Linked DNA regions of Homo sapiens: region 1 is linked to region 2. Evidence: chromatin loops called from intact Hi-C (ENCODE). Cell type or tissue: PC-3. All regions are shown on one strand. Each heading gives the region's core, and the rest is flanking DNA. Links, peaks and the distances in the headings are about the cores only. Region 1 has its middle 620 kb from the start of CDH18. Region 2 has its middle 570 kb from the start of LINC02100.

What was found. A loop is a pair of places that touch in the nucleus more often than their neighbours do. Peaks named below come from ENCODE experiments on the same cell type or tissue, not always from the same donor. Only the 100,000 strongest peaks of a DNase experiment are listed, where the experiment ranks them.
Region 1: a loop joins it to region 2, with 5 times the contacts of the local background. A loop is called at or near these places in 1 of 110 quality-filtered maps.

Annotation. Positions count from the first base shown.
Region 1 is chr5:19,368,897-19,374,290 of GRCh38, reverse strand. No RefSeq gene overlaps it. Among named protein-coding and RNA genes, the nearest start is that of CDH18, 620 kb to the left of the region's middle. In PC-3, for the core only: no CTCF peak of the experiment used is centred there; no DNase peak of the experiment used is centred there; H3K27ac peaks cover 1,108 bases.
Region 2 is chr5:19,312,806-19,318,199 of GRCh38, reverse strand. No RefSeq gene overlaps it. Among named protein-coding and RNA genes, the nearest start is that of LINC02100, 570 kb to the right of the region's middle. In PC-3, for the core only: a CTCF peak has its summit at 3,160; a DNase peak (open chromatin) is centred at 3,059; H3K27ac peaks cover 1,872 bases.

The DNA.
Region 1 (5,394 bases), core at 238-5,237, 56 kb before region 2:
AGGAAGACAAATTCATGTGCTCTCACCCAGTGCTTTCTCATTTGGATGTTATTATTAGACATCAAATATTCTGAATGCTTTGAAATACAATAGTTGATAATATTCTTCCTACCTCAAATTGAGTACTGAATAGTTCTTTCCAATGCTAACCTTAGATTTCTGTATTTTTTGATGTTTAGTATTACTCCATAAAGTTTATAAGCAGTTCCACTAATAGGCATATCGACATGGGATCATTTTATAAGATCTGCCAAGTGAGGTGGCAGAGAAGAGACGATGCGAAGTTGTGTCCTTCACAGCATTTATGTACCTATAAATATTCCGAAATATCTCCTCGAAAGTTCATTCAGAGGGGGTGGTTGTAACTTGTTTACAACAATCTTGCACACACCTTGATAAATAGAACTAGCAGATGAACCAAATGGGGAATCAAATCCTTCTAGAAACTATTAAATTACAGCAAAGGACTTATTATAGTGCATCTAATCTCTATTTGAAAATTGTCATTTCTCTAAAGCATAGCCATAAACCAAATTAACTTGAAACGATCCTCCAAATGAGAAGCTGTGTGTGTGTGTTTATGCCTAATAAATGTCTTCAGCTCTGGATGAAAACGCCCACCTGAGCAAACTCATTTCCACCTCTGCCTCTTCATGTAAGTTAATTATGTAAGTAGGGTAAAACCTTACAAACTGTTATGATAAGAATATTTACCTAAGTGAACATCACATCTTTTAAATTTCTACCATCTTCTAATTTCCTGTTGTTCATGTGCAAATGTAAATCCTGCTAATCATGTCTTTCAACTCATGCAATTTTTAAAATTTTATACAACTATTCCTTGATGCATTAGACAAAATTTGCAACTTTGTTTTCAATTTTAAAATCTTTTTTCATTGTTAGGCAATGCAAAATTGATGCATACATATTATAAAATTTACACAATTCAGAATCCTATTGAGAAGAAAATCTAAAACTCCTCTTTTCCTACCAATTGAAGGTACCTCCTCTTATTGTGTTTTTCTTTTGAGTCATGAAATTTTCCTGTGATTTTCTCTGCCAATATTCCCTACTCCTTCTTTCTCTTGCTCTCTCATTTTTCTCTTTTACATATTTTTCTCTTATAATGTGTCTTAGACATTTTTTAATTCATTATTGCAGATTCATTGTGAGTGTTCCCCTCCCCTCCAGACTCTACACTTACACATTGTACTAATCAGGGTTCTCTACAGGGACAGAAATAATAGAATTGATGTATAAATGTAGGGGCGTTTATTAAGGAGTATTGACTCACATGATCACAAAGTGAAGTCCCACAGTAGTCCATCTGCAAGATGAGAAGCAAGAAAGCCAGTCAGAGTCCCAAAACCTCAAAAGTAGGGAAGCCAACAGTGCCGCTGTTAGTTTGTGGCTGAAGGGCTGAGAGCCCCTGAAACACCACTGGTGTAGGCTGAAGAGTCCAAAAGCTGAAGAACTCAGAGCTCGATGTCTGAGGACAGGAAGCATCCAACACGGACACGGGAGAAAGATGAAGCCTGGAAGACTCAGCCAGTCTGGTCCTTCCACTTTCCTCTGCCTGCTTTTATTCCAGCTGCATTGGCAGCTGATTAGATGGTGCCCACCCAGATTGAGGATAGGTCTGCCTCTCCCAGTCCACTGACACAAACGTTAATCTCCTTTGGCAACATCCTCACAGACACACCCAGAAACAATACATTGCATCCTTCAATCCAATCAAGGTGATACTCAGTATTAACCATTATACACATACAACACACACACACACACACACACACACACACACACACACACACACCCCACATTACTATCTCATATTGGAGAACTATAGTTACCTTCATAAGAATTCTTAATATTTCTTCCTTGGGTTATACTTAGATATTTAACTTTTTTTCAGTTGGTGTTTGTAGGAGAATATTTTCCCCCAATATGTCCTCTAACTGTATTTGCTGATATATATAGAAACAAATTCGTCTTATGCAATACTACTTGTTTCCTTTTATGTAATGTTAGTTACATTGGGTAACCCTAACAAATGGAAACTAGACTGATAATAGTAAGTACATTCATTTGTTATCAAATTCAAAGTAATGCTGCCAGTATTTCACCATGATAAGGACTGTTAGTTTGGAGCAATTATGTTTTCACAGATTAAGGAAGAAGCCTATATTATTAGTCTGTTGATTTATTCACTTACTTGTTTATAGCTGTAGATTTGGGGATTAATTTCATATGCTTCAGCATTAATTAAGAATATTTTGAAATTATTTTAGCTTTATGATGAACATATTCTAAATATCACTATATCCATCATAAGTCCTTTAAAAAGTTCTATAAAATCCAATTATTATTCATATTATTCTATATGGAATTTTCATATATATTCCAAAGTTTTATTTTTATTAATCCTTTTTATCTTTTCAAGTTTATAGTTATACTTTTTTAAAAAAAATTGGGATTAGACTAGTATATAAAAGAATTTGTACTGTTACCCTTTTTTAGTTTCTAAACTATGATTTTGAGGTATAAGTGAATTGTTCAGTAGAATATAATTTTGAGTTGCTACTTTTATAAGTGTTTAAGCCAATCTGATTGTTGACATAAAGCAAATTAAATATACACATACACACACACACACACACACTCACAGTGTATAGTAGACTTAAAATATATAACTTTTTATTTGTTGTGTTGTTTGATATACTTGTCATTATTTTTATAATTTCATTTTGCATTTACAAAATTTATTTTTTGTCTCTTTTCCTGACATTTATTAGGCTGACATAATTTCTACTTTCCTACATTTCTTTTTTCTTTGTAAAATTAAACATCCTATTTTTCTTCTCAGCAATTGCAATTACAATAACATATGTCTAGATGTGAATGTATCTTTTATCCAATGCAACATTAATCTCTGTATTAAAACCTAGAACAGTATTCACCACCATTTATGTCTTTGAGTACTCCCTCTTGCATTCTCTATATAAATAAGAATGCCTAGGATGAAAGCCAGAAACTTTTTATAATCTAACTTCAGAAGTGACATCCCATCATTTCTGTGGTGTTATATATTCTCCAAAAGTGACTCAAATACATACATTCCACACTGTAGAGGTGGCTGCTGCACAAAGGCATGGATTCCAGGAAACAGGGATCACTGGGGGTCATTTAAGATACTGCCCATCGTAATAATTATTTAATGATATGGTTTTACCTCTGAAACTCATAACCCATCCATATTGTTTCATATGTAATAAAATGTAGGATTTTAACCTGTATCTGTTCAAAATGTTTAATGATGTTATTGTGACAAAAAATATAAAGTATTTTATTTCTAGTTCACAAGGTTTTACAGGCAGCAAATAAACATTATAGCATGAATCATTTCTATCTGTGTCTTTATTTGTGTTTAACAGATCCTATCTCTCAAAGGCTGACAGTCACCAAGGTACACTCATATTACTGAAATTATTTGATTTTTAAAATATAATAGCATGTTTTCCAGTGGTGGTATAATAATTCATTTAGATCTTAATTTCATTTCTGTTGGCCAGCTCCTCAGTCACTCCCCTATTCTTAGCGGGGGAAAAACAACACACACACACAACACACACACACACACACAACAAAAAACAAAGCACAATGTTGACTCTTAGTTTTCAATGAAAGACCACAGGGTAAACCTTCTGAGAAAAGGGATTTAGTTCAGTTTAACCAGTTCTCAATTTCTAGCACAAAGAATATACAAACAATATACATTTTAAAATTTTTAAATATTGAGTCCAATTTAATATTTGATGAAATAAAAAACTGAAAATGAAATGGCAGATTCTCCTGAGTGTGAGAGAAAATGGTATGACCACAAATGGGTCAATGCATTTTAGACCTTTACAGTGGTCCCTGAGGTTCTGAACAATGATCATATCAGCAGCAACATTGTTGTTCATTATACTGTAAATGTATGTTAGACCTCTAAGATCCTTATATAAAATTGGAACGGAAAGTAAACTGCTATAATGACTGAGATTAAAATTCCCACATGATCGTTGAGATATTGGCATAGTACTGATTTCAGGTTGGATTTATTTTTACGATTTCTTTTTCTTAAACCATTACTTTTTAACACTTTGAGTATCCAGTCTAAGCAATACATCTGTTACATACATGGAGGCTTATATAAAATTGCTAATATTTAAAATAGTTGCAGGCAAATTACCCAATTTAAAGTATCATTAAAGTTGATATATTTAAGGACACGTGTCATAACCCGTACAGGCTTTTTTTTGAGACAGAGTCTCACTTTGTCATGTAGGCTGGAGTGCAGTGGCACAAGCAGGGCTCCCTACATCCTTGGCCTTTCAGGCCCAAACAATCCTCCTGCCTCAGCCTCCTGAGTAGCTGGAACTACAGATGTGCACCACCACGCTCGACTACTTTTTGTATTTTTTTGTAGAGATGACGTTTTGCCATATTGCCCTGGCTGGTCTCAAACTCCTGAGCTCAAGCCACCTGCCAGCCTCAGCCTCCCAAAATAGTAGGATTACAGGCATGAGTCACCTCACCCGGTTTCTTACAGGCTTTTAATAAGAGCATCATTGTGAATACATGTCTAAAATACATTGTATTTTTAAATATGTTTGAATCTACCTTTTGCTTATTCTTAATTGTAAATGTGATAAATGCAAAGTCAAGGAGGATATCATAGTAAGATTCTCTTCATATGTCTGAGTATTTTTGATTAAGAGGATGTTGGAAGACTGTAGGCAATTGCATTAGCTCCCTATTACTGCTGGAACAAATTACCACAAATGTAGTGGCCTAAAACAACACAAATTTGTTATCTTGTAGTTCTGTCAGTTAGAAATATCACTAGGCTAAAATGCAGGTGCTATGGTCTAAACATTTGTGTCCTCTCGAAATTCTTAAGTTGAACTCCTGACCCACAATGTAACGATATTAGGAGTTTGTGCCTTTAAGAGGCGAGTAGGTCATGAGGTCAGAGCCTCCATGAATGGGATTAGTGCCTTTATAAAAGAGGCCCTAAAGGGATAGATCCCTATAGCCCCTTTTATTATGCAAGGCACAGCCAGAAGATGGGTCCTTCCCAGAAATCAAATCTGCCTTGATCTAGGACTTTCCAGCTCCCAGAACTGAGTGAAATACATTTCAGTTATTTATAAGCCATCTGGTCTATGGTATTCTGTTACAGGTGTTAGAATGGACTGAGACACCAAGTACTGGCAGAGCTTTGTTGCTTTTTAGAGGGTTTACAGGAGAAGCCCTTTCTTCTAGAGTTTAGAGACTGCCTGCATTCCTAGATGGCTCTCTTCCTTCATCTTCAAAGTCAACCAAGGTGGCTAGGTTGCTTCTCACAGG
Region 2 (5,394 bases), core at 254-5,253:
TTTGTATATTTGTGGAATGAAGATGGAGGGGGTTGGCTTTTTCTGGTTGTTTCTACAATATCTATAACTTAGGAGAGATAATAATGTGTTGAGCTTGTGAATTTAGGAGGAATGATTACATGACAACAGAGCATTTTTAAAAGGTAATTTCAAAGTATGAGTTGATTTGGGAAAATTAACAGAATTCCTCAGGTGTTGGGGGTCATTTGAATTTTATGATGAACTTTGCTTGTTCTGATGAAACTTTCTCCAACAACTCTCACATGGAGAAAAGAGAAAGTTGAGTTTAGCCAGAGTGAGGATATTGCCAGTCCAATAAAAAAAAAAAAAGTTAAAGGTATAAGGGAGTTGGCAGTATTTTAAGTATTGTTGTTGAGCTCATAATCTGTGAAATCTAATCAAGAAATGAAGGATAGAAAATACTGCTGAATTAGCTGAATTAGGCAGTTTATTCTATTATAAACCTACATGCACTTGCATGTTCATTGTAGCACTATTCACAGCAGCAAAGACATTGAATGATAGACTGAATAAAGGAAATGTGGTATATATATACCATGGAATCCTATGCAGCCATAAAAAAGAATGAGATCATGTCCTTTGCAGCAGGGACATGGATGGAACTGGAAGCCATTATCCTCAGCAAACAAACACAGAAACAGAAAACCAAATACCACATATTCTCACTTATGAGTGGGAGCTGAACAATGAGAACACATGGACACAGGGAGGGGAGAAACATACATTGAGGCCTGTCGAGGCTAGTAGGAAAAAGACTGAATTCATGAAGTATTTGCCATTAGTGAAGTACAAGTGGTACAAGATTATGTTGAACTAAGAAAAATATCACAAAAGTTGCAATAGAGAAAAGAAGAGAGAAAATTGAAAAATCACACATTAGACTTAACACAAAAGAATCTGATCCGTATCAGTGATTTATCTTTAATTGGGTAACATAAGCCATCATATTAACTTTATTATTCTAATTTAAAATTTGTTTTTGTAGTTTTGTTTGTATTAAGTTGATCACGTATGTTAATATCACAGTGTTATGATGTGGCTAAAAAATTGTTACTATTGTCTTGCTTACACATATCTCACTGGTATAATTAAAATAATTTCATCAGAGAAGAAGTTTCAAATTTAAATAATGGTATTACGGTTGATATAAACATTTTAGATAATATAACTAAATAATAGTTCAGATGATAATTATGGGCCATATAGTGAAGATGAACATCTGTATGTGAATTAGAAAATAAACTCTAAAATAATTTAGGCAAGCTTTGGCTGCTGTGTTCCACCATTCTTGGATATATTCAAATCCCTCTGGAGTCCAAAAGCCCTAATTAAAGCTATGATTAACTAGTTACATTTTCATAACTGAGGTCTAATTATAAGTTCAGACATTTCCCTGCCTAACAAAGAAAAAGCCATTGCTGCTGACAGCTGCACAAGCTATAAACACTGAGAAATAAGTAAGGGAATTTGAAACAGCTCTGTGACATTGTCAGGGTAAAACCCTGCCGTTTCTTTTACTAGAGGTGAGAGAAGATGTATCACTAGGCACATGACAAGACACATCTTTATATGAGGATCAACCAGTCCTCATAGTTTGTAAACTTGTAACTGACAATTTACAAAAAAAAAAAAAAAGACTACAAACTATTGAAGTTTTAAATAAAAATAGAAATATTGCAATCACACAACATTCACAAAACTTTTCTGGGAAAACAATGTATTCATAGTGTTCTTGATTCCTTTATGTAATATTCTTTTGGGTTGCAAAGACAGTTAGCTTCAAGAACAGAATTTAGAGGTATCCCTGTGGCAGTATGATAAATTAAAAATATTTTATAATGTTAAACATCAGCATTTAAATTTCCAAATTTTGATGGAAAGAGCACAACAGACTGAAATTGATCTCTCCATCTCATACATAAGTTGAAATTCTGATCCCAATCTGATGGTGTTTGAAGTCCTGGTCTTTGGGTGGTAATGAGGTCACAGGGTGACCCTCGTGAATTGCATTAACGCTCTTATAAGAAATGGCTGAAGAGCTAGCTAGCTCTTTTTCCTCCATGTGAAGGTACAGGATAAGTAGACTGTCTGCAACATGGAAGAGGGTCCTCACCAGAACTTAACCACACTCATACCCATATCTTGGACTTCTAACCTTCAGAATGGTAAGAAGTAAGTTTTTGGTTTTTGTAAGCAACACAGTCTATGGTAATTTGTTTATAACAGCCATGCTCACTAAGACAGAAGTTGGTACCAATAAGTTGGGTGGTTCTGGAAAAAATATCTGAAATTGTGGAAGAGCTTTGGAACTGAGTCATGGGTAGAAGCTGGAAGAATTTTGAAGTGCATGCTAGAAAAACCTAAGATTGTCACTGAAGGGAATTAAGTGGATCTGGTAAAGACTCAAAAGGAAAAGATGGGAGCTTTAAGGAAAGCTTTATTCATCTTAAAGCATACATGAATACTTACGTACAGAATGTTGCTAGAAATATGGAAAATAAGTTCTTTTTTTTTTTCTTGGCAGAATCTCGCTCTGTTGCCCAGGCTGGAGTGCAATGGCACAATCTCGGCTCACTGCAACCTCCGCCTCCCAAGTTCAAGCAATTATCTGCCTCAGCCTCCCGAATAGCTGGGATTACAGTCGCCTGCCACTACGCAAGGTTAATTTTTGTATTTTTAGTAGAGATGAGGTTTCACCATCTTGGCCAGGCTGGTCTTGAACTCCTGACCTCGTGATCCACCCGCCTCAGCCTCCCAAAGTGCTGGGATTACAGGCGTGAGCCACCATGTCCTGGCTCCTTCTTCTTTATTTCTCCATTTTGGAATGGCAATGTCTATCTTATTTCTGTCACACCATTTTTTTTTAGAAGCGCATAACTTGTTTAATGTGATGGTTAGTTTTAGGTATCAACTTGACCGAATTAAGAAATAGCTAGAGAGCTAGTAAAGCATGATATCTGGGTGTGTCTGTGTGTGGCAGTGTTTGCAGAGGAGACAGGTGAATGAGTCAGTGGAATGGGTGGGGAAGATCTGTCCTTAATATGGGCAGGCATCATCCAACTGGCTGTGGGCCCAGACAGAACAAAAAGTCAAATGAAAGGCAATTTATTTTTCTCTGTCTTGGAACTGGGACACCAGTCTTCTCCTATCTTTGAACATTAGAATTGCAGGCTCTTTTGCTTTTCAACCCCAGGACTTATACCAGTAACCTCCTGGGGTTCTCAGGCCTTCAGCCTTGGCCTGAGAGTTACACCATCACTGCCCTGGTTCTGAGGCTTTTGGCCTTGACTGAGTCATGCTACTGGCATTTTAGGGTCTGCAACTTGCAGACGGCAAGCTGTTATAAGACCTTTTCAGAATCACATGGGCCAATTCCTCTAATAAATTTCTTCTCATATTTTTTCTTCCTTCCTTCATTCCTTCCTTCCTCTCTCTCCCTCTTTCTTTTTCTTTTCTTTTCTTTCCTTCCCTTCCTCCCTTCCTCCCTCCCTCCCTCCCTCCCTCCCTCCCTCCCTCCCTGCCTGCCTTCCTTTCTTCCTTCCTTCCTTTCTCTTTCTTTCTTTCTTTCTGTTTCTTTCGGTGTTTCTTTCTTTCCTTCCTTCCTTCCTTCCTTCCTTCCTTCCTTCCTTCCTTCCTTCCTTCCTTCCTTCCTTTCTTTCCTTCCTTCCTTCTTTCTTTCTCTTCTTTCTTTCTTTTCTCTCTCTCTTTTCTTTTCTTTTTCTATCAATTTACCTGTCCATCTATCTATCTTATTAGCTTTATCTCTCTGAAGAGCCCTAAAAAATACATGAGAGTTTACAGTTTCACAGCTAGATAAGAATTTTGTCTGAGGAACATTTGTACCTCAAATCCTAATCATATTGAATTCAGACAAGACTTTGGACTTTTAACTTTACAGTTGATGTTGGAGTGAGTTAATTTTGGGCCTATTGAGATGAAATGAATGCATTTGCATGTAGAAAGCACATGAATTCTGGGAAGCCAGAAGTGGAATGCAATGAACTGAATGTTTGTGTTCTCCCAAAATGCATATGTAGAAAATTTAATCTCAATGTGATGGTATTTGGGAGTAGGGATTTTGGAAGGTAATTAGGTCACGAAAGTAAAACCCTCGGGAATAAGATTTGTGACCTTAGAAGAGGCCAGTTAGCTTCCTCGCTTTTTAACTTGTGAGGACACAGGAAGAAGATGGTCCTTCAAAACTAGAAAGAAGTTCCTCATCAAAATCCCAACCATGCTGGAACCCTGATCTCAGACTTCCAGCATCCAAAATTGTAAAAATTAAAAATGTTTGTTGTTTAAGTTATCTGGTCTATAGCAATTTGTCATAGCAACCTGGACTAAGACAAACACGCATGGTGAAGTTTAATAAAATAATGAAAGTACATATTGTACTTGACTATTTCATTTTCATATTAAAATCTTTTTACTAAAAAACTGAAATTTTCTTTACAAAAACCAGGAGTCCTAAGATTGATATAATTTTATTTTAATTAGTGCATTTGCTAATTTCACCTTTTATAAATAAACTCATACTTTGGAGAGTTTTCCATTATGAGGTTTTATTTATACATTTATTCGACAAATATATGTGGAATTTGTTCAACAGCTAATATTAATCAGATGTTACCTTAGTCTGTTTGATCAAAGTGAATGCAATAGACACAGCCTTATTCAACTTTCAATCCAGAGGGATAGTTAGCCAGTAAAAAAATGTAATAAAAAAGATATCCTTTATTTCACTCATACTAAAATACACATAATTTTAATGTACGTTTTAACATCTCTGAACTTAGTATTCATTGCCTGATTAATAGAATATTCCTGTTGCTGTGGTCCAGAATGCAGTCTTTTAGTAAAAGTTATTATCTACCTATATATATATTGGTTTAGGCTGTTTATATATCATCAAAGCAGTGGAATTAGGTATTATTTTATTTGAAAAATGCCCCAAATATTAGGAAAAGTAATTCACAGATATAACAGTGCCTTTCAATAAAATAAAAATAAAATACAATAAAGGAAAGGGAATTTCCCTTCAACTTACAAATGAAAGAAAGAGCTGCCTACTGGGCAAAGGATAAGGGAAATGATTGAACCAGCTGAAATTTATAAGAAGTGGATGTGATAAGGCAGCCCTGCTTGGTATAGACAGAGGTGTCAACAATTAAAGAACACACTCATGAAAAAGTGTCTGCTTGTTACTCCTAGTGTAGTATCTGGAAAGCTACATCCATTGGTATTTCAGCACACAGGATATTTCAGAACTATTTGAAGAAGAAGTAAGAGTGCAGAATCTCGATGACTCCTGCTAAGATTCAGAACATGCTGACTTCAAAATTTGCAAAATATGTGCCAACAGCTGACTTAAAA